Regions from separate parts of the Homo sapiens genome. Here region 1 is linked to region 2. The links are chromatin loops, found by intact Hi-C in ENCODE. Cell type or tissue: MCF 10A. All regions are shown on one strand. Each heading gives the region's core, and the rest is flanking DNA. Links, peaks and the distances in the headings are about the cores only.

Region 1 (12,564 bases), core at 2,107-10,106, 550 kb after region 2:
CTCTGGCAATGGAGTAGAATAGGGAGGAGGGGGAAGGTGAGAACGTAGGTAGAAAGAGCTGTTGGGCAACTGTAGCAATAAAACAGAAAAGAGATGAATGTTTGCACATAGGCAGGGGCAGCAGGAATGCAGAAGGGCAGGTGTCAGAGAGCGTCCACGTGGTAGGACCCACAGGACCAGGTGGCTGAATGCAGAGGCTGAGGCTGAGCAGGGCGGCCAGTATGGCTCCTGTGTTCTGATGGCGTGTAGTGGCGTGACCAGCCAGGGTCTGGAAGAAAGAGGAATGAGTATTGGAATCAGAGGCATCAGATAACGATGTGGGATTCTTTAAGATATCAGTTGAGTCAAATGAGTGTCTAGAGAAAATGGAGCCAAAGGAGCTCAGGAGGGTCCAAGAAGCAGTTAAGAGTACCATGATAGAAGTGCCAGGGATCAAGTCAGGGAGGTAAGGTAATATGGTTTCGTTGTGTCCCCATCCAAATCTCATCTTGAACTGTAGCTCCTGCAATTCCTACATGTCACTGGAGGGACCCAGTGGGAGGCAATTGAATCATGGGGGTGAGTCTTTTCCATGCTGTTCTCATAATAGTGAATAAGTTTCACCAGATCTGATGGTTTTATAAAGAAGAGTTCCCAAGCACAAGTTCTCTCTTGTCTTCCGCCATGTAAGACGTGCCTTCTGCCTTCTGCCTTCTGCCATGATTGTGAGGCCTCCCCAGGCACTTAAACTGTGAGTCCATTAATCCTCTTTTTCTTTATAAATTACCCAGTCTTGGGTGTGTCTTTATCAGCAGTGTGAAAACGGACTAATACATAAGGGCTCAGAAGGGCCAACTGGATGGGCAAAGAAGCCATTGGTGACTTTAGTGAGAGCGACTTTAGTGGAATGGTGGGGGGGCAAAAGCCAGATTGCAGATGATTAAGGAAACAGTTGGAAGACAAGGAAGGCAACAGACATAGATTAGCCATTTGCTGAAGGTTAACTGGGAAAAGAAGGATGGAGGAAGGCTATACCGGGGGCTGCAGAGTGCAGATGTGCATGTGTAATATGGGAGGGAGCTGAGGGTTTATATGCTGAGGGGTAAAAGGTGGGATGGAGTCAGGATTGAAAATGAGGAAGAGAGGCCAGGTGCAGTAGCTCACGCCTGTAATCTCAGCACTTTGGGAGGCCGAGGCGGGCAGATGACAAGGTCAGGAGTTTGAGACCAGCCTGACCAACATGGTGAAACCCCATCTCTACTAAAAATACAAAAATTAGCCAGGTGTGGTGGCACACGCCTATAATCCTAGCTACTCAGGAGGCTGAGGTGGGAGAATCACTTGAACCTGGGAGGCGGAGGTTGCAGTGAGCCAAGATCATGCCATTGCACTCCAGTCTGGGTGACAGAGCGAGACTCCGTCTCAAAAAAAAAGAAAAAAAAAAAGAAAATGAGGAAGAGGCCAGACACGGGGGCTGACACCTGTAATCTCAGCACTTTGGGAGGCCGAGGCAGGCAGATCACTTGAAGTCAGGAGTTTGAGACCAGCCTGGCTAACATGGTGAAACCTTGTCTCTACTAAAAATACAAAAATTAGCTGGGCATGGTGGCAGGCACCTATAATCCCAGCTACTCGAGAGGCTGAGGCAGGAGAATCGCTTGAACCTAGGAGGCAAAGGTTTTAGTGAGCCGAGATCACGCCACTGCACTCCAGCCTGGGTGACAGAGCAAGACTCGGTCTAAAAAAAAAAAAAAAATGAAAACAAAGAAAATGAAGAAGATAGGGGCTCTACATGAACCAAGGATCCTAGCTGGTTATTTTGATTAAAAGATGACTCAAATGATGTTAACACTGATCAGACTTTAGCACGAGAGCTGCAGAGAAGGAAGACACTATGATGAGAATATATTTGGGGTTTTGAGCTGGGAAAAGACTTCTTAAATATGATCCAGAAAGTACTGGCCATAAGGAAAAAATGTTAACAGATTTGTCTGCACCAAAATCTACCAAGAGAGTCCTTTCAACTAGAACTGCCGTCACCACAATGATGAACATGGGGAAAGAGGAGAGGTACCTGCTGTATATTCTCAGGCCTTTTAGAACACATGGAGTTGTTCCTCTGGCCACATCCACACGAACCTACAAGAAAGGAGATGTTATAGACGTCAAGAGATGCCCCACGGATGTTACCAAGGCAAAAGGAATGCCCCACAGATGTTACCAAGGCAAAAGAGGAAGAGACTACATGTATCTAGTATGCTGTTGGCATGGTTGGAAACAAACAACAGCATGATTCTTGCCAAGAGAATTCATGTGTGTGTATGGAGCATACCAAGCACTCCAAGAGCTGGGAAGGCCTTCAGAAACACGTGAGGGAAAATGATCAAAAGAGAAGGAAACGGCCAGGCACGGTGGCTCACGCCTGTAATCCCAGCACTTTGGGAGGCTGAGGCGGGCAGATCACCTGAGGTCAGGAGTTTGAGACCAGCCTGGCCCACATGGTGAAACCCCGTCTCTACTAAAAATATAAAACTTAGCCGGGCATGGTGGCGCGTGCCTGTAGTCCCAGCTACTTGGGAGGCTAAGGCAGGAGAATCTCTAGAACCTGGGAGGCGAAGGTTGCAGTGAGCCAAGACTGCACCACTGCACTCCAGCTTGGGCGACGGAGGGAGACTCCATCTCAGAAAAAAAAAAAAAGAGAAGGAAGCCAGAGAGTACCTGGGTTCAACTGAAGTGCCAGCCTGCTCCAGCCAGAGAAGCACAATTTGTGAGAACAGGGAAAACGAACCCAAGCTGCTGGAACCCAATCCTCTTGAATTAATGGCTTCATAGGTATTAAAAAAAAAAAAAAAGGCCGAGCGTGGTGGCTCACACCTGTAATCCCAGCATTTTGGGAGGCCAAAGCAGGAGGATCGCTTGAGCCCAGGAGTTCAAGACCAGCCTGGGCAACATAGGGAGACTCATCTCTACGAAAAATAAATAAATAAATGATTTTAAAATGGCACAAAAAACAAACCAGACCCCTGGACTGTTAAAAAAAAAATTGATTGTTCTACATCAAAATAAATGTTCTCTAACTTTCATGTGGGCAGGAACCATATGGAGACCATCTTAAAAACACAGATCCCCAGAGATTGTAACACAGTAGGTCTGGGGTTGGGCCCAGAAACCTGAATTTTTATTATTTTTTTGAGACAGGGTCTCTGTCGCCCAGGCTGGAGTGCAGTGGTACAATCTCAGCTCACTGCAACCTCTGCCTCCCGGGTTCAGTAGATTCTCCTGGCCTCAGCCTCCCGAGTAGCTGGGACTACAGGTGTGCACCACCACACCCGGCAAAAGTTTGTACTTTTTGGTAGATACTGGCTTTCACTGTGTTGGCCAGGCTGGTTTTGAACTCCTGGCCTCAAGTGATCTGCCCGCCTTGGCCTCCCAGAGAGCTGGGATTACAGGCGTGAACCACCACACCTGGCCAGAAACATGAATTTTTAACAAGCATCATAGTGAATTCTTCTGTCATTGGTTCTATGTTTTGAATAACTGCTAGAGAACGGCCAGCTGAGGTCCTAGTAAGTGAGAACAAATCAGTCAACCAACCAATCAGCACCACCCCCTTCCGGAAAAGTCCCAAGCATTTGACAAAGATTTGTCACCTACAACTATCTGCCACTGTGTGAAGAGGGCTACTTTAAATGAACCCAAGTCTTGGTAAGTTTTCTTGAGAAAAACAGAAACAGGTACAAAATGAAAACAACTGGGGATTAAGTAACAGTCATGAAGGCAGTGATCATTTAAATAGGACTGGAATGGGTGGGCTTGGAGCCAGGTTGCACAGGTTTGCAAAAGCCAATTGTTAAATTTTCAGAAATTTTGTGAGCTGGAGGCTAAACAAAACCATTGTTAAAAATTAAATTGGGCCGGGCGCGGTGGCTCACGCCTGTAATCCCAGCACTTTGGGGGGCCGAGGCTGGCGGATCACGAGGTCAGGAGATCGAGACCATCCTGGCTAACACGGTGAAACCCCATCTCTACTAAAAATACAAAAAATTAGCCGGGCGAGGTGGCAGGCACCTGTAGTCCCAGCTACTCGGGAGGCTGAGGCAGGAGAATGGCGTGAACCCCAGGGGGTGGAGCCTGCAGTGAGCTGAGATCGCGCCACTGCACTCCAGCCTGGGCAACACAGTGAGACTCCATCTCAAAAAAAAAAAAAAAAATTAAATTGGATAAACTTACAATTAAATAGATTACATTAAGAAAAGATTTTTAAAACTCTCAACACATTGCATTCTAATTTCTTTTCTTTTTCTTTTTCTTTTTTTTTTGACATGGAGTCCTGCTCTGTTGCCCAGGCTGGAGTGCAGTGGCATGATCTCGGCTCACTGCACCCTCTGCCTCCTGGGTTCAAGCAATTCTCCTGCCTCAGCCTCCGAAGTAGCTGGGATTACAGGCGCCCACCACCTCGCCCGGCTAATTTTTTGTATTTTTAGTAGAGATAGAGTTTCCCCATGTTGGCCAGGCTGGTCTCAAACTCCTGACCTTAGGTGATCTGCCCGCCTTGGCCTCCCAAGGCCAGGTGTGAGCCATCGCACCCGGCCCTAATTTCTTTACTACATTTTACTATCAGGTGTGCTCCTCAGGTTATTTTTGTCTATCTTATCTGTAAGGTGGAAATACTATGTAGCACTGTGCTCCTGCGCCTCTCCTTCCAACTCAGGTTGTTGGCTTGAAACCAGGCACCGTGGAAGTATTTATACCAGTGAAATTGGGAAAGGCTTACAAATCAATGCTCCTCATCCCTTTTTTGGAGAACTGATTGTTACATGTTTACCAGAACACCACTGACCATGGTCCTTAAAGTAATTAGGCTGCACACGGTGGCTCATGCCTGTAATCCCAGCACTTTGGAAGGCCGAGGCAGGAGGATTGCTTGAGCCCAGGAGTTCAAGACCAGCCTGGGCAACAAGGTGAGACCTGTCTCTATAAAAAAGTTAAAAATTACCTGGGCGTGGTGGCTCGTGCCTGCCCTCTCAGCTACTCAGGAGGCTGAGGCAGGAGGATCGCTTGAGCCCAGGACGTTGAGGCTGCAGTGAGCTGTGATCGCATCGCTGCACTCCAGTGTGAGAGACAGAGCAAGACCCAGTCTCGAGGAAAAAAAAAAAATTAGAAGAGTAATACCAGCAGTAAGGGAAATCGAAGCACATACTATCTGCTTGTATTAATGTATTCATCCCCCAGCAGCAGTGTGCAAGAGGACAGTAAGGGTGGAGGTGTGGATGCTTAACCCAGTCTTTTTGCACCCATAGCCTCTTCAAGTTCCTTCAAAATTTTGCCTGGGTGGCTTCAGCTGAAAGCAGAAATGGCAGGAAGTAATTGGGGGAGATTCCCAAATCTATGCCCAACTGGGAATCAAATTTTTCTCTTGCCAAGAGATGAGCTGAGGTGAGTGAATGACGCCATCTAGTGTCGAAGAACAGGTTGGCTCCAAAGAGCAATGATTAGCAAAAGATTTCTCTTGATTTGGGCCCTAGAAACACGACTTCCATAATTTCTTCTTCCTTTCTTTTCACATATTTTCTTTCCTCACTTCCATGTCTATACTGAGTCAATTCTTAATTATTCCCCCAATAAAAACAGCCTTTACTTTTTTTTTTTTGAGATGGAGTCTTGCTCTGTTACCCAGGCTGGAGTGCAGTGGCACGATCTCCAGCTCAGTGCAACCTCCGCCTCCCGGGTTCAAGCAATTCTCCTGCCTCAGCCTCCCGAGTAGCTGGGATTACAGGCTCCCATCACCATGCCCAGCTAATTGTTGTATTTTTAGTAGAGATGGTGTTTCTCCATATTGGCCAGGCTGGTCTCGAACTCCTAACCGTGTGATCCGCCCGCCTCGGCCTCCCAATTACAGGTGTGAGCCACTGTGCCTGGCCAAAAAACAGGCTTTAGTTTTTAAAAAAAGATCTCAATTTTGCACTGCTACCAGGCAAAAATCGGTAATGCCAAGAGTTGAATGGCATAGGAATGTACACAGGTATTATGTGTAATAATTTGCAGTACATTTGCTTAGGGAAGTTGTAAACATTTTCTCTTGTGGGCCATATAAATCAAATGTTTCTCTGCCTTCCCACATGTCCTGTATCCACCGCATTTTCCCAGACAGGGCAGATGAAAGTGGTTTTGTTAGCATGTTATAGTCTAACAAACAATCCTAACTCATTCTCAAGTTTTATTCTGCTTAATGGAAAATGGTAGAAGAAAAAGCCTTTGCATAACTACCCAGTGAATGGGAGATTTCATTCTTTTCCATAAGTTGAGGGCTATTTCCTGTTTTCTTTTTCATTTTTTTTTGAGAAAACTAACCCTTCATTGAGATATTTTTAAGTCGAATATCTAGTATAAAAAGTTTGCATTGTTTCAGCTTGTTTTCATTTAAACCTGTGGTTGTCTTTCATCTGCTTCTGGCAATTTTTTTTTTTTTTTTTTTTGAGACAGAGTCTCGCTCTGTTGCCCAGGCTGGAGTGCAGTGGCACAATCTCGGCTCACTGCAACTTCCACATCCCCAGTTCAAGCGATTCTCCTGCCTCAACCTCCCAGGTAGCTGGGATTACAGGTGCACACCACCACGCCCAGCTAATTTTTGTATTTTTAGTAGAGATGGGGTTTTACCATGTTGGCCAGGCTGGTCTTGAACTCCTGACCTCAAGTAATCCACCAGCCTCGACCTCCCAAAGTGCTAGGATTACAGGCATGAGCCACCACACTCCGCCTACTTCTCCATTGAAGTGCTCTAGTTTTGGTAAAATCTTCTCCTTGACTTCAGGACCCTCTCCACATTTATCCCCAGTCTATAACTCGCATATTTCGTGTTTTCAAACAGAAAACCGTAATTCAGGAGTGAACAGCATCCTCTGTAAGGTGTCACAGGAGCAGCCTGAAATCCATTAGGCAGTCATTCTGAAGCTGTGGTGAAATCGAAGGGAAGCTAATGTTGCAGCTAGGAAGATGAGATCCAGGCTGAGGATCACACTTTTTCCAGAATACTTTTTTAGTGTTTCCAAAGCCAGCAAAAGCCGTTTAGAAGTCTCATCTCCAGAATGCCAGAATACACAAATGTAAGGCTTTATTTTAGGGGTGGGCCCTGGGTTTTGCAGTCAAGTCAGCCGCTATTTGTATGAGCAAGACTTCATCGGTAGCACTACTGGGCTCCCCCTCTTCTACATGATGGCAGCAATTTGGCCTTAGAAAATATGCCTAAGTGACTCCACAGGCTATAAGCTATTTTCTTCATAAGTAGAAATGGAAGATTTCTGTTAGGAAGGTAGAAGTCAGTTTTGTCCGTATGTGGGCCAAACTATTAAAAATAATAAGGCCTGGGGATTCCTATGTTCTTAGATGCTCAATAAACATTTCAGTTCATCAAACTATGACCAACTTACAAGTCTGTGGCATTGTGCTAGTTCACTGGACCCTGGGAAAGTCTTTTAAATCCAAATGATACTTTTTGTTTTTTAAAGAGACAGGATTTTGCTCTGTTGCCTAGGCTGGAGTGCAGTGGCATGTGATCACAGCTCACTGTAACCTTGAGCTCCTGGGCTCCAGTGTCCTACCTCAGCCTCTTCAGTAGCTAGGACTAAGGCACATCCCACCACACCCAGGCAATTTTAGAATTTTTTGTAGATGGCTCTTACTATGTTGTTCAGGCTGGTCTCTTACTCCTGGCCTCAAGTGATCCTCCTGCCTCAGCCTCCCAGTGTTGGGACTACAAGCACCAGCCACTGCCCCCAACCCTGCATTATGTTCTTAAAGGCAGACCTGAATCCTGTGCGGTGTCAATTCAGGTGTGCACTGGCCCCTGAGCCTTACATACAGGACCCGTTCCTTAGGATGACGTTGCGTTCCCTTGCTTAGAGCCTCAGCACCATGGCACCTGGCTCTCCCCCGATGCCTGGGTCTTGCTCTTGCCCATTTCCTAGCCAGGGTTTGTGGTCCAGGCAACCTGTCACATCAGTGTGTTCCAAACATGGCACCCAGATCTCAAAAGCTTCTTCAACGCTCCCATGGTTTGGGATACACCTCAAGTTTTAACTTACGTACTTCAAGTTTCTTTTATTCAATTAGATACAAACCGTCTGACTTTTGGCTTCTGAAACAGGAAAGTCAATTTTGTTGTTTTCACTGTACCATGCTTTTTTATCTCAGAATCTTGATGAACTCTGAAATGACCCCTGATGGGGGCATGCCTCTATTTATGCTGAATAAGAGCCATTTTACATTTTACTACAGGTTGAGTGCCCCTAATCCAAAAATTTGAAATGCTCCAAAATCTGAAACTTTTTGAGCACTTACATGGTATTGAAAGGAAATGCTCATTGGAACATTTCCTATTAGGCATGCTCAGCCGTTAAGCATAATGCAAATATTAAAAAAAAAAATTTCCTAAATCTTTTAATACTTCTGGTTCCAAGCATTTCAGATAAGGGATACTCAAGCTCTACCTATTCCCAAATTCCCACTAACTAGCTCTTTGGCAGGTCTATGGAATAAAAATCGATGCTTCTGATTACTTTAAGGCATTATAACCTCATGAAGTGGTTTCTGAGATGCAACTGAGTTTTTGTGCTATTTTATTGTATTCTTATATCTTTGAAGATGAATAATCCACGTAGTGCATTTGAGAGGTTCTATCTGTTCAAGAGAGGAAATTTAATATCCGTGACTACTGTATGTCAAATGATTTAGTGCCTTATTTAATTTGTTCCTCTAGGAGTCCTGTGCACTTATCTTGGGGGAAACATTGTTCCATTCTTAGTAACATGCCTGTTTGGCCTGTGGTCTGAGGTACTTACAACTTGCTGCAGTGTGGTAAATGTGTCCCTTTTGAAACACTGTTCTGGGGACTTCAGAGATGACGGACTGCAACCTACCACCTCATAAATGAGGGATCTGAGGTACAAACTGGAACCCGGGTCTTCTGGGCTCAGAGAACTCTCCTCACTACAGCAGACTGCCTGTTTCCATTTAGGGGAATGAGATGCTCTTTCATAAATGATACCAAGTGCAAGAGAACTTAAGGCAGCTCCAATCGAAGACTGTCTTGGCTGCTTCTGGAAACTACAGATCACTACTCCCGAAGTCAAAAACGACTAGAACACAGCTTAAAAATCAAGCCATTTAATTGTATCTTTGAAGGTAAACAATATATGGAGCTGGATCACAACCCCTGAGGATGCCAGAGCTATGGGTCCAGAACATGGTGTGGTATTATCAACAGAGTTCAGAAGGGTCTGAACTCTACGTGTTACCAGAGAACATAATGCAATTCATGCATTCCACTTAGCAATTTTGTAAAATACCAGAAACAGACCCCAAGAGTCTTTCAAGATGAGGAAAATTCAACTCCTGGTTTTAGAGATAAATGAATGAAGAGTACCAAAATATTTGTTGACTTCTCTTCATTTTTCTCATACAATCTGAAGCCTGAGCTGACTATCATATCCCCAACTCACAGCAGCGAAAGCTGCAGTTCAGATTTGAGATCAGTCTCCATTCACTTCCACGTAGCACCACAGCAAGAGTGACCGGAGGCAGAGAGCTCTTGTTGGGTCAGCTTTCTAATAAGCATGTCAAGTGAAAAAGAACCCTCTAGCAGCACACTGATTTAGTTTGTAAGATTTTAATTTACAAATTAAAAAAGCTATTTAATACATGTTTTACTTTTTCTCCTTTTTCTCCTCTTTCTTTACATCACTCTTTTCCTTATCTTTATCTTTCTCCTTGTCCTCTTTCCTATCCTTTTTGCTCTCTTCTTTCTCCTGCCCTTCTTTCTTCTCTGCATCCCGGTTGGCAATCTTGTTGTTGATGAGGTTGTGCAGGGCGACCACGGAACGGATCAGCGAGGCCAAGTACACTACCACCATCTGGTCATTGGTCTTCAGGTAAAAGGCCTTGACGAACTCCTGCAGGCTGACATCTGGCAGCAGGTTGAAGACGTCCTGCAGCTGGTAGATGATCTGGTGGTTGATGGGCAGCTTGCCTGTGGCGACTTTTTCCAGGTAGCTCCTGATATCCAGAAGCTTGGAGTTCAGTCCCTTCAAACCATGGACCTGGTTTGTGATCCGCTGGGACAGAGTGCCCACCGTCGTGTCTTTGATATCTCTGTAATAACCCACAGTTAAAAAGGGCAGGAAAAGGCATCAGGGTACCATGTTATCAGGCAAGTTCTTACATTCTAAGAAAATTCCTAGCTTTGTTGGGTGAGGCAAGTTTTTAAAAGAAAAATGTCACTTCCCCATTTGATAAAGATTTCGTTATCAATTACCTTAATTTCGTTATCATTTGGAACACATTTTATCTTTCTCATCACAGGACATTTTTCAAAAAACAATTATAAAAGGGAGCTAAAATAAAACCATTTCCACTTAAGGAAAAAAAAATTGCTTAGGTCAACAGTTCAGATCTACCAATAACTTTCTGGGTAACCTTGTACTGAAGCTGTCTCTCTCAGCTTTCCTGTTCCTAAAAGGATGGCATTTTCTCTACATGCATCTCCAGAATATTGAGAAGCTTAACTAAGATGGTAATTTTTAGAACTAGAAGGAACCTCATTGACTGATAAAACTATAACCTTTTTCAAATAAGGATTATAATAGATATAGGATTTTAAAACAAAAGCTACTCCAAGATGAAGATTCTCTCCAGAAAATGGGCTACATTTGTTGAGAAGGACACCTAGTGGAGAGTGCAGGCCTGCATTTATTTCATACCTCTCTTCCCGTCAGTCAACATTATAGTTTCCAGACAAGGTATGCTATCCACAAAGTCATAAATTGTAACTCAAGACATTTTACAGTTGATGTAGTTCAAACACTTCAATTTACAGACAATAAAACAAAGGTCTGGAAAGGGACTGTGATTTGCTCAGAATGGCAGACTTGTTAGTGGACGGCCAGGACGAGACCCCAGGTCTCCATATTCCCGACACAGACCTCTTCCTTACACTGTGTGACCTCTCGGGCAGTGAATGATTTTGATGCTGTACTAGGGTCTCACCGTAACAAGTGTTCAACTCCAACTTCCTCAGCTTCCTCTGCTCCAATTTCACTGGTCACGTGTTCAAATGTTTTCGAGGTTGGAGTTCCATCCTGGGAGAGGAAGCCTAACTATAATTATTTATTTTCCACAAACGAACTGACATGTGTTCCTTTTCGCACCCTGAGTCTTTTGCTTTAAGTCAGCTCATTTAATGAGTGCATGACTGAGAATTTTCTATGGCAAGGGTGGGTAAGGCTTACTTTGAAAGCTTAGCCTTCAAAGCTAACATCACTGTGGTGCTGCTCAGTGATGCAGTCTGCTGGGGCACTGTGCGTTGAGAAAAATCTGGAAATTCCCTCAAGCCCACACTTGGCATGAACGCACAGGGAGGTCTCAGGTTGATTCTTAAAAGTATACCGCTTTGGCCAGGCACGGACCTGTAATCTCAGCACTTTGGTACGCCAAGAATTCGAGACCAGCCTGGGCAACATGGCGAAAACCCCTCTCTACTAAAAATACAAAAACTAGCCAGGTGTGGTGGCGGGCGCCTGTAATCCCAGCTACTCTGGAGGCTGAGGAACGAGAATCACTTGAACCTGGGAGGTGGAGGGTGCAGTGAGTCGAGATCACGCCACTGCACTCCAACCTGAGCAACAGAGTGAGATTGTCTTAAAAAAAAAAAAAGTATATAGTTCTTTCTAGAATGGACAATATACAGAATATCTGTACTGAAGCAAGTTCATGCCAGAAAATAAAACTTTTAGCCCTTTTTTGTCTCTTGGATCAAACGATTCCACAGTGCCCAAACCAATGCAATCAGAATAGTTGGCTTTCTGGTGGTCTGAATTAATCAAAGGATCCATTGGGGACATGGTTCATGGTGGTCACCCAGTGACATCCTGAAGGGACTTCGAAGATACTTTTCTCAGACCTTGTGCCAGAAGAGGCTGTACGTCTCCTGTCAAAAGGCTGTAAACTGTCTGTAAGGGAGGAAGGACAGCATAGTGGTAAGAGTACAGGCTCCACAGCCAGGCTACCTGGGTTCAAATTTGGCTCTGCCATGTATGTAATAGGCGAGCTCCAAGACCTTGGGAAAGTCACTCAACTCACACTAAGTACTATAAAAGTTAGCCGTGATTATTTTATTTAGGATAGTGTTAATCCTGCAAGGGGCATTCTCCTCTTTGCTTTGGATGCCAGGATGGTCAGAACCTTTAACAGTGTTGTGGGATTTCTTGGTAACCTTTACAGGCACTAATTCTTCTTGAGCTTCACCTTGTAACATGACCCATATGTCCCCTTTATCCCCTACTAAAAACACCTTGCTTCACTGGGGTGCATGTGTACGAGCAACCTCAATTCCTTTTCTAAAGAGGCAGGAGAAAAATTCACTAAAAACAACTGGGTCAAAACCAGGGATGAAAGCCCTACTGCAATTAGGCAATACATTTGGCTCTAAGCTCCCTGGTAGCCAGGCAAAGAGAAAAGCCCCAGGAAGACAGAGCTCGATGCAAGGAACATTTGCACAGAGCTATCCTAAAATACCCTTTTCTAAATCTTAAA
Region 2 (12,564 bases), core at 2,260-10,259:
GACTGCACAGAGGACAGGGGTTTGGCTGAGTTCATATGAAGGGTGTTTTCAATGAGGAAGAGCGGGAGGGCACAGGGAAGGACCGTGCCAAGGACAAGACAGCATGGCATTGGGGGTGCTGTGTAGAGTTTTTTAGTGGAGCCTGTGCTGCCCCCCACTTCAGATGCCAGTCTCAAGTCCCAGGTTGTAACGCCATCTACCTGGAGATGGTGTCAGATCCCACAGGCTGAGGGCTCACCCCCACAACGCTGCCCCCCACTTCAGATGCCAGTCTCAAGTCCTAGGTTGTGTGACCTGTGCCTTCTGACCTACCGGCTCTAAACTGGGGGTTCCAATGACATCCTACTCAGGTTTCACTAGGAGACGTGCCGAATTTCTTTCCTTTTTTTTTTTTTTTTTTTTTTTTTAATTGAAATGGAGTCTATGTTGCCCAGGCTGGTCTTGAACTCGTGGGCTCAAGCAGTCCTCCTGCCTCAGCTTCCCAAAGTGCTGGGATTACAGGCATGAGCCACTGCACGCCACTGCACCTCGCTACTTATGTATTATAAAGGGTCTTACAAAGGATACAGGTGGGCAGCCAGATGAAGAGATACATTGGACAGTCACACAGGGTTGGTTCCCCTGGCAACCAGCCCCCATCCTGAGGCTGTCCGGGAGCCCACGAAGAGCCCACTCATTAGAACAAAAGCTGTTCCTCTCACAAAATTCCAAGGGATTTAGTAGCTTTGTGTCAGACACTCATCACTCAGGAAATTACAAAGGTCGTAGGAGCTGTGTTAGGAACCCGGATCAAAGACTAAATAGCAGCCCTATTGCTCAGGAAATGACAGGGTTGAGGAGTTCTATGTCAGGAACCAGGGCAGAGACCGGATATACGTTTCTTTTTAAATCACAGTAGCACACCCAGAAAAGGAAAGCAGTGTCTCAACTCACACTCAGGTCTATCTGACCCACACATTTTTAAGAAAAGATTTTTATATCTTGATTGTTTTTTCTAATTATAGAAGCACTTTAAATATTGTTACTATTTTGTTCTGTCTGCCTTGATTCCATATGATTTCCATAAGTAGGGCTTATTTTTATTTTCACAAATCAGAAAAACACAGACACAAGCCAAAACGAGGTGAAAGCCATCTCCTTATGAAGAAGGTATAGGGAGCCTCAGCGCTGCTTCCCAGGGAGAGAAAGCAGCTAGAGTTAAGCAAAAGCACAGGAGGCTGGGCACGGTGGCTCACGCCTGTAATCCCAGCACTTGGGAGGCCGAGGTGGGCAGATCACTTTAGCCCAGGAGTTCCAGACCAGTCTGGGCAACATAGTGAGATCCTATCTCTGTATTTTAAAAATATGTATTCAAAAAGAAAAAAAAGCATAGGAGCTTATATGTGAGGGCAAGTCTTTCTACCCACAGGAAGGCAAGACAAAAGAAACAGAAGAACAAGAAACACAGGAAATAAACAGAAAACAAAGACTAAAACGGCAGATTTTAATAGCCCCAAACTGAAATTCTCTTACGTGTCCTTCAGTAGGCGAATGGTTAAACAGACTCTAGCCTCTGTCCTGCGGAATGCTACTCAGCAATAAAAGGGAATGAACCCCAGAAATGAAGCGGTGTTGTGGTCCCGGGCGTGTCTTGGCATGTCATTGCCTCATGCCAAGGAAATCAAGGACACGGACACACATGGGGTGAGGTTAAGAGCGGAGGTTCAATAGGCGAAAGAAGGAGAAGAGAGAATAGCTCTCTCTCCTGCGAGAGAGAGGGGCACCTGAGTGGGAATTCTGGCCCGAGGCTGAGTGCAGCAGATTTTATAGACAGGATTGAGGAGGCAGTGTCTGATTTACGTAGCGCCCACGGATAGGGTGGACCAGGTGTGACGTTTAGCACAAGAGGAAGCTGGGCACCCCACCGTAATCTTATTATGGAGATGGGGTCTTTGCCTGGCTGGCGCCATGCTGTCTCTTCCTTACTGTATGCGTGGTTTGGCAAAGAGAAGGGAAGATGGAGCCGCCATGTTGAATATGCCTAGTCCCAGGTAGCTTTTTTTTATTGGCACAGCTGCCGGCATTCACCTGTGCAAGCTTCTAGTTTGCTTATCTATGTCTGCAGCTCGATTCTACAGGCTGCTCTTTATTAGAAAACAAAATGATTTGGGAGCTGCTTTTCATTAAAAAGGAAACCTTACTGAGGACTCCCATACCCTCACTATCTGCCTTAGTAATTTCTTCTTCACTCCTATATCATCAGATACACATAGCAATCTAGATGACTCTCAAGCGAATTACGCTGAGTGAAAAAAAGCCAACCCCAGAAGGTTACCTTCCACATGACTCTTTTTCTTTTTTTTTTTTTTTTTTGAGATGGTTCACTCTGTCGCCCAGGCTGGAGTGCAGTGGCACGATCTTGGCTCACTGCAACCTCTGCCTACCGGGTTCAAGCGATTCTCCTGCCTCAGCCTCCCCAGTAGCTGGGATTACAGGCACATGCTGCCACGCCCAGCTAATTTTGTATTTTTAGTAGAGACGGGGTTTCACCATGTTGGTCAGGTTGGTCTCGAACTCCTGAACTCTTGATCCACCCGCCTTGGCCTCCCGAAGTGCTGGGATTACAGTCATGAGCCACTGCACCCAGCCTAATTTTTGTATTTTTAATAGAGACTAAACATACAAAAATTGGCCAGGCTGGTTTCCAACTCCTGACCAAGTGATCCGCCTGCCTCAGCCTCCCAAAGTGCTGGGATTACAGGCGTGAGCCACCAGGCCTGGCCATCTTTTCAGGTTTTTGCATTTCTGACTATTGATGGGTCCGTTCCTACCAGCCAACCAGTCCTGTGACCCCACCCAGAAGCAGACTCAGCATGCACAAGGACCATGTTCCACACCCCTAGGATTGCACCCCCAACTAATCAGCAGCACCTTGGCCTGCCAAACTATCCTTGAAAAACCCTAGGCTCTGAGATTTTGGAGAGACTGATTTAAGTAATAAAACCTCAGTCTGCTGTTCAACCAGCTCTGTGCCAATTAAATTCTTTCTCTATTACAGTTCCCCTGTCTTGATAAATGGGCTCTGTCTGGGCAGTAGGCAAATGAACCCGTTGGGTGGTTACGGCTGGAGAAGAGTTGGGCGGTCAGCGGTCGGCAGGGGCAGGAGGTTGGGAGGTGTGGCTATAAAAGGGCAGCACAAAGGACCCTTGTGGGGATGGGACCTTTTCATATGTTGATCGTGATGGTGAGTCCATACCTACACGTGATAAATTGCACAGAACTAAATACCCACAATGGAGTGCAAGTAAAACCGGGGAAATCTGAGGAAGATGGGTGGATTGTCTGAATGTCAATATCCTGAATGTGACACTGTACTGTAGTCTTGCAAGATGTTACCATTGGGGGAAACTGGGCAAAGCGTACACAGAGTGTCTGCCTGCCTGCCCACCCACCCCCTCCCTCCCTCCCTCCCTGCATGCTTGCTTCCTTTCTTCGTTTCTCCCTCCCCTCCCCTCCCCTCCCCTCCCCTCCCCTCCCCTCCCCTCCCCTCGCCTCCCCGCCCCTTTCCTTCCCTTCCCTTCCTTTCCCTTCCCTTCCCTTCTTTTTTTTTAGACAGTTTCGTTTTTGCTGCCCAGGCTGGAGTGCAATGGTGAGATCTCGGCTCACCACAACCTCCGCCTCCTGGGTTCAAGCGATTCTTCTACCTCAGCCTCCCCAGTAGCTAGGATTACAGGCATGCGCCGCCATGCCCAGCTAATTTTGTATTTTTAGTAGAGATGGGGTTTCTCCGTGTTGGTCAGGCTAGTCTCAAACTCCCAACCTCAGGTGATCCGCCTGCCTCGGCCTCCCAAAGTGCTGGGATTACAGGTGTGAGCCACTGTGCCTGGCTGTCTGTATTATTTCTTAAAACTGTATGTGAATCTACAATTCTCTCAAAATAAAAAGTGTAATTATTTTTTAAAAGCTGGATACTGTGGGCGAGGCATGGTGGCTCACGCCTGTAATCCCAGCACTTTGGGAGGCCGAGGTGGGTGGATCACGAGGTCAGGAGTTCCAGACCAGCCTGGCCGAGATGGTGAAACCCTATCTCTACTAAAAATACAAAAATTAGCCAGGCACAGTGGCAGGCGCCTGTAATCCCAGCTACTCGGGAGGCTTAGGCAGGAGAATCGCTTGAAACTGGGAGGCGGAGGTTGCAGTCAGCCGAGATCGCGCCGCTGCACTCTAGCCTGGGCAACAGAGCAAGACTCTGTCTCAAAAAAAAAAAAAAAAAAAAAAAGCTGGATACTGTGATTCACCACAGTTGGGTCTGATAAACAACTATGAACAACTCTGAATTTTGAACATCAGCTTAGCTATGCTAGACCCTCTCTGGACGTAACTGAAGACCGTTTCTTTTTTTTTTTTTTTTTTGAGACAGAGTCTCACTCTGTCGCCCAGGCTGGAGTGCAGTGGCGCAATCAGAGCTTACTGCAGCTTCTGCCTCCCGGGTTCAAGTGATTCTCCTGCCTCAGCTCCTGAGTAGCTGGGATTACAGGTGCCTGCCACCATGCCCAGCTAATTTTTGTATTTTTAGTAGAGATGGGGTTTTACTGTTTTGTGTTTTTAGTAGAGATGGGGTTTCACTGTGTTAGCCAGGCTGGTCTTGAGCTCCTGACCTCAAGTGTCCAGCTGGGCCTCCCAAAGGGCTGGCATTACAGGTGTGAGCCACACACCTGGCCAGTGGGACTTGTTTTAACGAATTGCACAGGGGCTTATAGACTCATTCCGTCCCACCTAGAGAGCAGGAATTGATCCTTAATTAGCACACTCACCCTCTGACACACACACCAACACCCCAGCTGCTGTGTCTTCTGGCAGAGCCATGCATGGTGTGTGCTCCCTTGCCTGACAAGCAAAGAAACTAGGAGCTCGTTGTGTGGGTCATGGTAAAAATTTTTGTGTTTCCTTTGAGTAAAGGGAGTAACAGTCGTGAGTGAAACTCTTTTTGATAAGGAGTAGCAACGGAGAGAAGGGGAAAGAATCAGATATTTAGCTGGTAGACTCAGTGGGACTGAGTTCAGGCCTGGTTTGCCACTACTAGAAGGGACTTCTGATGTTAAATAATGAGCATAAAGCGTATTAGTCTGTTTTCACCCTGCTGCAAGGAACCGCGTGAGATTGGGTAATTTATAAAGGAAAGAGGTTCAATTGACTCACAGTTCTGCATGGCTGGGGAGGCCTCAGGAAACTTACAATCATGGTGGAAGGAGAAGCAGGGACATCTTATGTGGTGGCAGGTGAGAGAGTGTGTGCGTAGGAGGAACTGTCAAACACAAAACCATGAGATCTCATGAGAACTCACTATCACGAGAACAGCGTGGGGGAAACTACCTCCACAATCCATTCACCTCCCACCAGGTCCCACTCTCCACACGTGGGGATTATGGGGATTAACAATTCAAGATGAGATTTGGGTGGGGACACAGAGCCAAGCCGTATCATCTAGTTTGTGTTCTGAGTTCTTTTTATATATTTCCCTTATGGTAGTGGTAATTATTTTCCAGTTACACTTGTGGTTGAAAAGCAATAGAACTTTCAGGAATAGCGGACAACCATGGTGTTCGCCATCACTTTGGAAATACACAACTCATCTCAGGGGACTGGTTATGTCTTCCCAAACCAGATATCAGAAAATCCCACTGCTGCCGTCAGGGAGAATGCCATCAGGGAGAATGCCTATTAGCATATGGGAAGGCCCATGGATAAGCTGTCTTCGCAGTGGGCTAACTGGAAAACGTAAGAAAACCGCAGCCACAGCCGGGCGCGGTGGCTCACGCCTGTAATCCCAGCACTTTGGGAGGCCGAGGTGGGTGGATCGCCTGAGGTCAGGAGTTTGAGACTGCCTGGCTAACATGGCAAAACCCCATCTCTACTAAAAATACAAAAAAATTAGCCGAGCATGGTGGTGCGTGCCTGAAATCCCAGGTACTCAGGAGGCTGAGGCAGGAGAATCACTTGAACCTGGGAGGCAGAAGTTGCACTGAGCCGAGATTGAGCCACTGCACTGCAGCCTGGGTGACAGAGCGGGACTCTGTCTCAAAAAAAAAACAAAGAAAGACATGAGGACCAAGCTCCTCTTCTATCATAAATATTTTTTCTCTGACAGCAACATAAATTACAACACAATCTCTAACTACTGACTTTATTTTGCTACGTGAATCCAAGATAAAATATAAAGGATGAAAAAAACAATGGAATAGAAATAGCAGCTCTTTTCTCACTGAACTCAGCTCTTTGCTGTCATAGGCCTGAATTGCCATTCGGGAGAGCATTTTCTCTCCCCCTTGGGTGCTTCCGGATTGAAAGTTCTTTCAGCATTAACTGGCCCAAGCTTCTGGTTGCTTGTGCAGTATAAATAGAGGATACGCTCTTTCTTGTTTTTCCCACAAAAAGCTTTGAAAGAGTTGGAAATCCCGTAAGAGACGGCTGCAAGAGCTCGGAGTGTAATTTTTAGAGCTGAAGGTGTAATTTTTAGAACATTGGTCTCTTCCTGAACATTGACATCTTTAAAGCTGAGAAATTATTAACACTAGGTGGCAGCAGAGACCTAGTGCAGGTGAGCGCGTCACCATCTGAAATGTAGATAAGGTTAAGGGTTAATTCAGTCTAGTCTACACTCACTTCTCTAGTTGTGAAATGAAAGATCAGCTCACTTATAATTCATTCTGGATTTGTTGATGCAATGATTGAGCAGACGTAACATCAGAAAAGCCGTTTGAAATCCTGCCTCTCACCTTGTTGGTCATGAATGTGTCTTACACATTATTGCTGAAATCAGAGCTCTGACATTAACATGAAATTACCTTTTTGTTTTTTTTTTTTTTGACCAGAGTTTCACTCTTGTTGCCCAGGCTGGAGTGCAATGGCGCAATCTCGGCTCACCGCAACCTCCACCTCCCGGGTTCAAGCAATTCTCCTGCCTCAGCCTCCAGAGTAGCTGGGATTACAGGCACACACCACCATGCTCAGCTAATTTTTTTGTATTTTTACTAGAGACTGGGTTTCTCCATGTTGGTCAGGCTGGTCTTGAACTCCCGACCTCAGGTGATCTGCCCGCCTCGGCCTCCCAAAGTGCTGGGATTACAGGCGTGAGCCACTGTGCCCGGCCTGAAATTACATTTTAAAATGAGAAACATAGTTACAGTGCACATATAAATAAGGAAGATGGATGTGGTCACATCAAATCCAGGAGCTTGGTCAGTAAGGTGGTAGGGGGACTCCAACAACATAGAGTCCAGCATTGGAGTTCAAAGGTGGAACTGAAGTAAGGAATAAAAGATAAAAAAAATAAAAACAATGAGCTGAAACCAGGTTCATGTCTTTCTGTGTATTTCACCGTTGACCTTCAAACCAGCCCCATCAGAGACACAGCTCATTTGACAGTTCTGTGAGAATAAAGCTCAGAGACTTTTGCCGCAGTTCGCAGGAAGAACAACAAAGCTAGGATTGGAACCCAGCTCTCCTATAGGTGAGCCTGACTTCTTTTGCTCTATCACGTTGCTTTAACGGCAAGAATGTGTAGCTACCATGGTGGGGACAGTTCACAGACTGTGTTTATCCTTCTATTTCAGATGGGTCAAAGCCAGAGAGCTGAGATAAGATAGGTAATTCATGTGCTGGATAATTGCATCGAATCCAGATGAAAAAAATCTCAACAAATGATGGTCGTAGATCCAGGCTGAAAAGACAAGTTTTACAAAGGGGGTGGGTGCGGTGGCTCATGCATGTAATCCTAGCACTTTGGGAGGCCGAGGTGGGCAGATCACCTGAGGTCAGAAGTTCGAGACCAGCCTGGCCAACATGGTGAAACCCAGTCTCTACTAAAAATACAAAAATTTGCTGGGCATGGTGATGCATGCCTGTAATTTCAGCTACTCGGGAGGCTCAGGCGGGAGAATCGTCTGAACCCAGGAGGCAGAGGTTGCAGTGAGCCAAGATTGCACCACTGCACTCCAGCCTGGGCGACAGAGCGAGACTCTGTCTCAAAAAAAAAAAAAAGGTTTTATGAAGGATGGATGCAAAGTCTCCAGTTGGTTGGAAGTAACTGTAGAAGTGCAGGATGAGGGCGTTCCCATGAAAAAGACCCAGAGGTTTTAGCGAACTGCTTGGTATGAAGCAACAATGTGCATTTATGATCAAAAAGGTCAATGAAATCTCATAGTTCACTGAATGGAGAGAGAAAAATAGCCCCATTTATTCTACTTTATTAACCCACTGGTGAATCATTGCGTTCAATTCTAGGACATTGTTAGAGGGACAGAGTTCAAAGGATGGGCAAGGTGGTAACAAATTTGAAAACTATATACAATGAAGAATTACTGGCCGGGTGTGGTGGCTCACGCCTGTAATCCCAGCACTTTGGGAGGCCGAGGCGGGTGGATCACCTGAGGTCAGGAGTTCGAGACCAGCCTGGCTAACGTGGAGAAACTCCATCTCTACTAAAACATACAAAAATTAGCTGGGCTTGGTGGCAGGCGCCTGTAATCCCAGCTACTCTGGAGGCTAAGGCAGGAGAATCACTTGAACCTGTGAGGCGGAAGTTGCAGTGAGCCAAGATGGCGCCATTGCACTCCAACCTGGGCGACAGAGCAAGACTCCGTCTCAAAAAAAAAAAAAAAAAAAAGAATTACTGCAAAATTGGAAAATTTTAACCTGGTAAAGGGAAGATATAGAGAAGATATGAAAAACTGACTTTTTTTTTTTTTAAGAGACAGGATCTCACTTTGTTGCCCAGGCTGGAGTGCAGTGGTGCAATCACAGCTCACTGTAGCCTTAAACTGGGCTCAAGTGATCCTCCCAAGTAGCTAGGTCTACAGGCATGTGCCACCATGCCTGGCTAATTTTTAAATTTTTTTGTAGAGAGAGGGTCTCGCTTTGTTGCCCAGGCTGCTCTCAAACTCCTGGCCTCAAGCAATCCTCCCACCTTGGCCTCCCAAACTGCCGTAATTGCAGGCATGAACCACCAAGTCTGGCCTGAAAAGCTGACTTTTAATGGCTAAAAGTAAATTAGATTTATTCTGTAGTTCCAGAAATCAAAAGTAGGATTAATGGAATCAAATTACAAGGATATAGATTTCAGCTCAGTTTAAGTGTAGCAGAAAAAAATAACTTGAATCAATCGATAGTACTGACTTTCACATATAATGGCTATAACATAACTCACCTGAGAGTATTTCTGTTTAGGGAAATAACCTTAATGAGCCTCTTTGGCTGTGCAAGGTGAGCTGCCTCTGGCTACAGTCAGAGGAGGAAGATACAAAAAATAAAGTCCAATTCTACTGCCTTGTAAGGTAGGAAGAGTTTTTGCTTTCCCCAGGGAGCTGTGGAAGGAAGGAAGAAACGTGAGGAGGGCTGGGGAAAGTCCAGGACTCACGGAGTGAAAAATTTGCCAAGGTGGGGAATGGCTATTTTCTCATTAAGTTTGAAATTATTTCCTGTTTGGTGCCATAATTACCCTCGACGACCATTAGCCCTTCAGAAAAATCTGCCAGACACAGTGACCTTGTCAGTGGTGTTTGGCGGGGGAAGTGACAGAAGAGGACTGGAGTTCATGGTGGATGAAGGGTCCCCGGAGAGAAGACGATGAACATGGACACTGAACTGTACGCAGTGGTGGCAGGCAAGTGGCTGCCTGGACGGACTGCTCAATACGGGGAACACTGGAGGAGGCCACCCACAATCTACCTTCCTTAGTTCTTAAAGATAAAGATGACTTCAGCAGGACGGGGGAGTTGAGGGTATCTAGATTACACTAGAGGAGACTTAAAATTGTCCAGTAATGAGGTAGTGAGCTCCCCCTCACTGGAAGAGTTCTCTTGCGAACATCTGTCAAAGCTGTCGTAGAGGGAATTCTTGCATTGGTTAAGAGGGTGCACCAATGAGCTGTAAAGATCCTTATGAAACCCGGGCACAGTGGCTCATGCCTGTGATACCAGCGCTTTGGAAGGCTGAGGTGAGAGGATTGCTTGACCCTGGAGCTTGAGATCAGCCTGGGTAACATAGGGAGACCGTGTCTCTAAGAAAAAAAAAAAAATACAGCTGGGCATGGTGGTGTACACCTGTGGTCCCAGCTACTCAGGAGGCTAAGGTGGGAGGATCACTTGAGCCCAGGAGGTCAAGGTTGCAGTGAGCCATGATCACACCACTGAACTGCCTGGGCAATAGAGTGAGACCCTATCTCCAAAAAATAAAATAAAAATTTTAAGATCCTTATGAAAGAAGCTGACCACCTTTCCTTTTACCTGCCTGATTATGTTCTATCATTCAAAGGTCAACTTTGGGTTGGCAAAAATTTCACGGTACTCAATAAATTAATATTTAAATCACTGACTATTTTTCAAAAGGCCTGATTCTACTTTTCCATCCAACCATTTAAGGAGTATCTATTCAGTTTCGGGCAATTATGCTACCCTTTATGGGGGCACACTTGTTAATTAGACATGATTCCTGCTCTTTTGTGATACATTTTTGTACGCACAAAACTTACGGGAATGAATTTTCTGGATCAGGAATTTGGAGCAGTGGGAATAGCATCTGTGAATCTGGAGACCTTTGTTCTCACTCCAGCTTTGCTGTGTGACTGAGAGAAGTTACAGAACCTCTGTCAATCTCCAGTTACTCATCCGTAAAATAAAAATGCAGAACTATTCCAGGTGTCGCAAACTCCAAAGCCTACGGGGTTCAGGCACGTAATGTAAGTACATGAAGCAAGCAGGTGTTATGATTTGTTTCATAACCACATTAAGTAGAATTCTCCAGGCAGGCACTTCGCATGTTAAGCATATTGCACTATTTTCTCTTCCTTAGAGAATTGCGTTCTCCATGGACAGAGAGAGGGGAACCACGGACATGGGCTTATTTGAGGGTGGAGGGTGGGAGGAGGGAGAAGTTCAGGAAAATAAAACCCAGCTATTGGGTACCACGCTTAGTACCTGGGTGACAAAATAATATGTACACTAAACCCACAAGTCACGAGTTTACCTAAATAGCAAACCTGTACGTGTAGCCCTGAATCTAAAATAAAATATACCACTAATATATATATAAGAAAACTAATATATAATAAAATATATATGTATATAAAATTGTGTTCCGTCCCATTTTTCTTAAAACACTCAGCCTTCTAGATCTTTCATTTATTTTTCCACACTGATAGAGACACAGTATAAGGGGTTTTAGTGGCACACAACAATCTCCACTACAGCTATGTTAAGCAGGAAAGAGATTTATGAAAGAGATACTGAACCGGGCACGGTGGCTGGTGCCTGTAATCCCAGCACTTTGGGAAGCTGAGGTGGGCGGATTACTTGAGGTCAGGAGTTCAAGACCCGCCTGGCCAACGCAGAGAAACCCCGACTCTACTAAAAATAAATAAAAATAAATTAGCCAGGTGTGGTGGTGCGTGCCTGTAATCCCAGATACTTGGGAGGCTGAGGCAGGAGAATCGCTTGAGCCTGGGAGGTGGAGGTTGCAGTGAGTCAAGATCATGCCACTGTACTCCAGCCTGGGCGACAGAGCAAGACTCCATCTCAAAAAAAAAAAGTTACTTAGTAATTCACAGAAATTCCAGGGAGGCTGGAAAACCAGGCTTGAAGGCTAAGGCAGCCAGTGTGGGTACTGTCAGATAAAATACAGGATCCTCAGGCAAATCTGGATGTCATTTGGAACATACTTATTTGTTCTTAACCTGAAGTTCAAAGTTAAATGGACATCTGGTATTTTTATTTGCAAAATCTGGCCACCCTAGCCAAGGTGGCTAATTGCCTAAATTATATTCTGAGATGATTCTAGGTGCTGATACCAGCGATGCTACCCAGCCCTGACTCTGAGCAGGCGATGGCCCCCAACCAGGTCTCTGCCAGCTCTGACTCTGAAAACTTGCTGTCCCACCCTGAACCTGTTCCTCATGGGTCCCCCTTTATACACCTCTCCAAATCGAGGTCTTGAACAGAAGTCCAATAGCCAATCAATAAAAAAAGATGCCCATTCTCACCAGTAATCAGGGAAATGCAAGTTAAGACAAAGGATCGCATTGGTGAGTCAGTGGGTAGTAATTAAGAGCCTGGACCCTGTGGCCAGACAATGTGGATTTGCATCTTGTCTTGGTGGTGTGTTTGGCACTGTGCTTCAATTTCCTCCTCTGTAAAGTGCGGGTAATAGTCTTATCTCAATACATTCGAAGAATGTATTTCTAAATTTCTAATATGCTTTGAAGTTTTGTTTTGTTTTGTTTTTGTTTTTGTTTTTTTTGACACGGAGTTTCCCTCTTGTTGCCCAGACTGGAGTGCAATGGCACGATCTCAGCTCACCGCAACCTCCGCCTGCCGCATTCAAGCGATTCTCCTGCCTCAGCCTCTCAAGTAGCTGGGATTACAGGCATGCGCCACCAAGCCCTGCTAATTTTGTATTTTTGGTAGAGATGGGGTTTCTCTGTGTTGGTCAGTCTGGTCTTGAACTCCCAACCTCAGGTGATCTGCCCGCCTTGGCCTCCTAAAGTGTTGGGATTACACGCATGAGCCACCGTGCCAGCGCCTTGAAGTTTTT

The links. A loop is a pair of places that touch in the nucleus more often than their neighbours do. Peaks named below come from ENCODE experiments on the same cell type or tissue, not always from the same donor. Only the 100,000 strongest peaks of a DNase experiment are listed, where the experiment ranks them.
Region 1: it touches region 2 in a loop (9-fold over the local background); 3 of 110 quality-filtered maps call a loop at or near these places.

What each region holds. Positions count from the first base shown.
Region 1 is chr16:74,302,850-74,315,413 of GRCh38, reverse strand. PSMD7 (proteasome 26S subunit, non-ATPase 7) reads right to left here. Exons shown (of 7, transcript NM_002811.5): 6 at 11,020-11,111; 7 at 9,126-10,125. The coding sequence ends at 9,681. PCHILR (prostate cancer associated HIP1 interacting lncRNA) reads right to left here and starts at 2,077. Exons shown (of 2, transcript NR_186416.1): 1 at 2,054-2,077; 2 at 1-268. It also overlaps the pseudogene RPL21P118. In MCF 10A, for the core only: a CTCF peak has its summit at 5,436 (motif pointing left); a DNase peak (open chromatin) is centred at 5,423.
Region 2 is chr16:74,856,932-74,869,495 of GRCh38, reverse strand. No RefSeq gene overlaps it. Among named protein-coding and RNA genes, the nearest start is that of FA2H, 88 kb to the right of the region's middle. RefSeq lists a silencer at 2,991-3,285 and an enhancer at 6,379-6,518. In MCF 10A, for the core only: a CTCF peak has its summit at 6,555 (motif pointing right); a DNase peak (open chromatin) is centred at 6,585.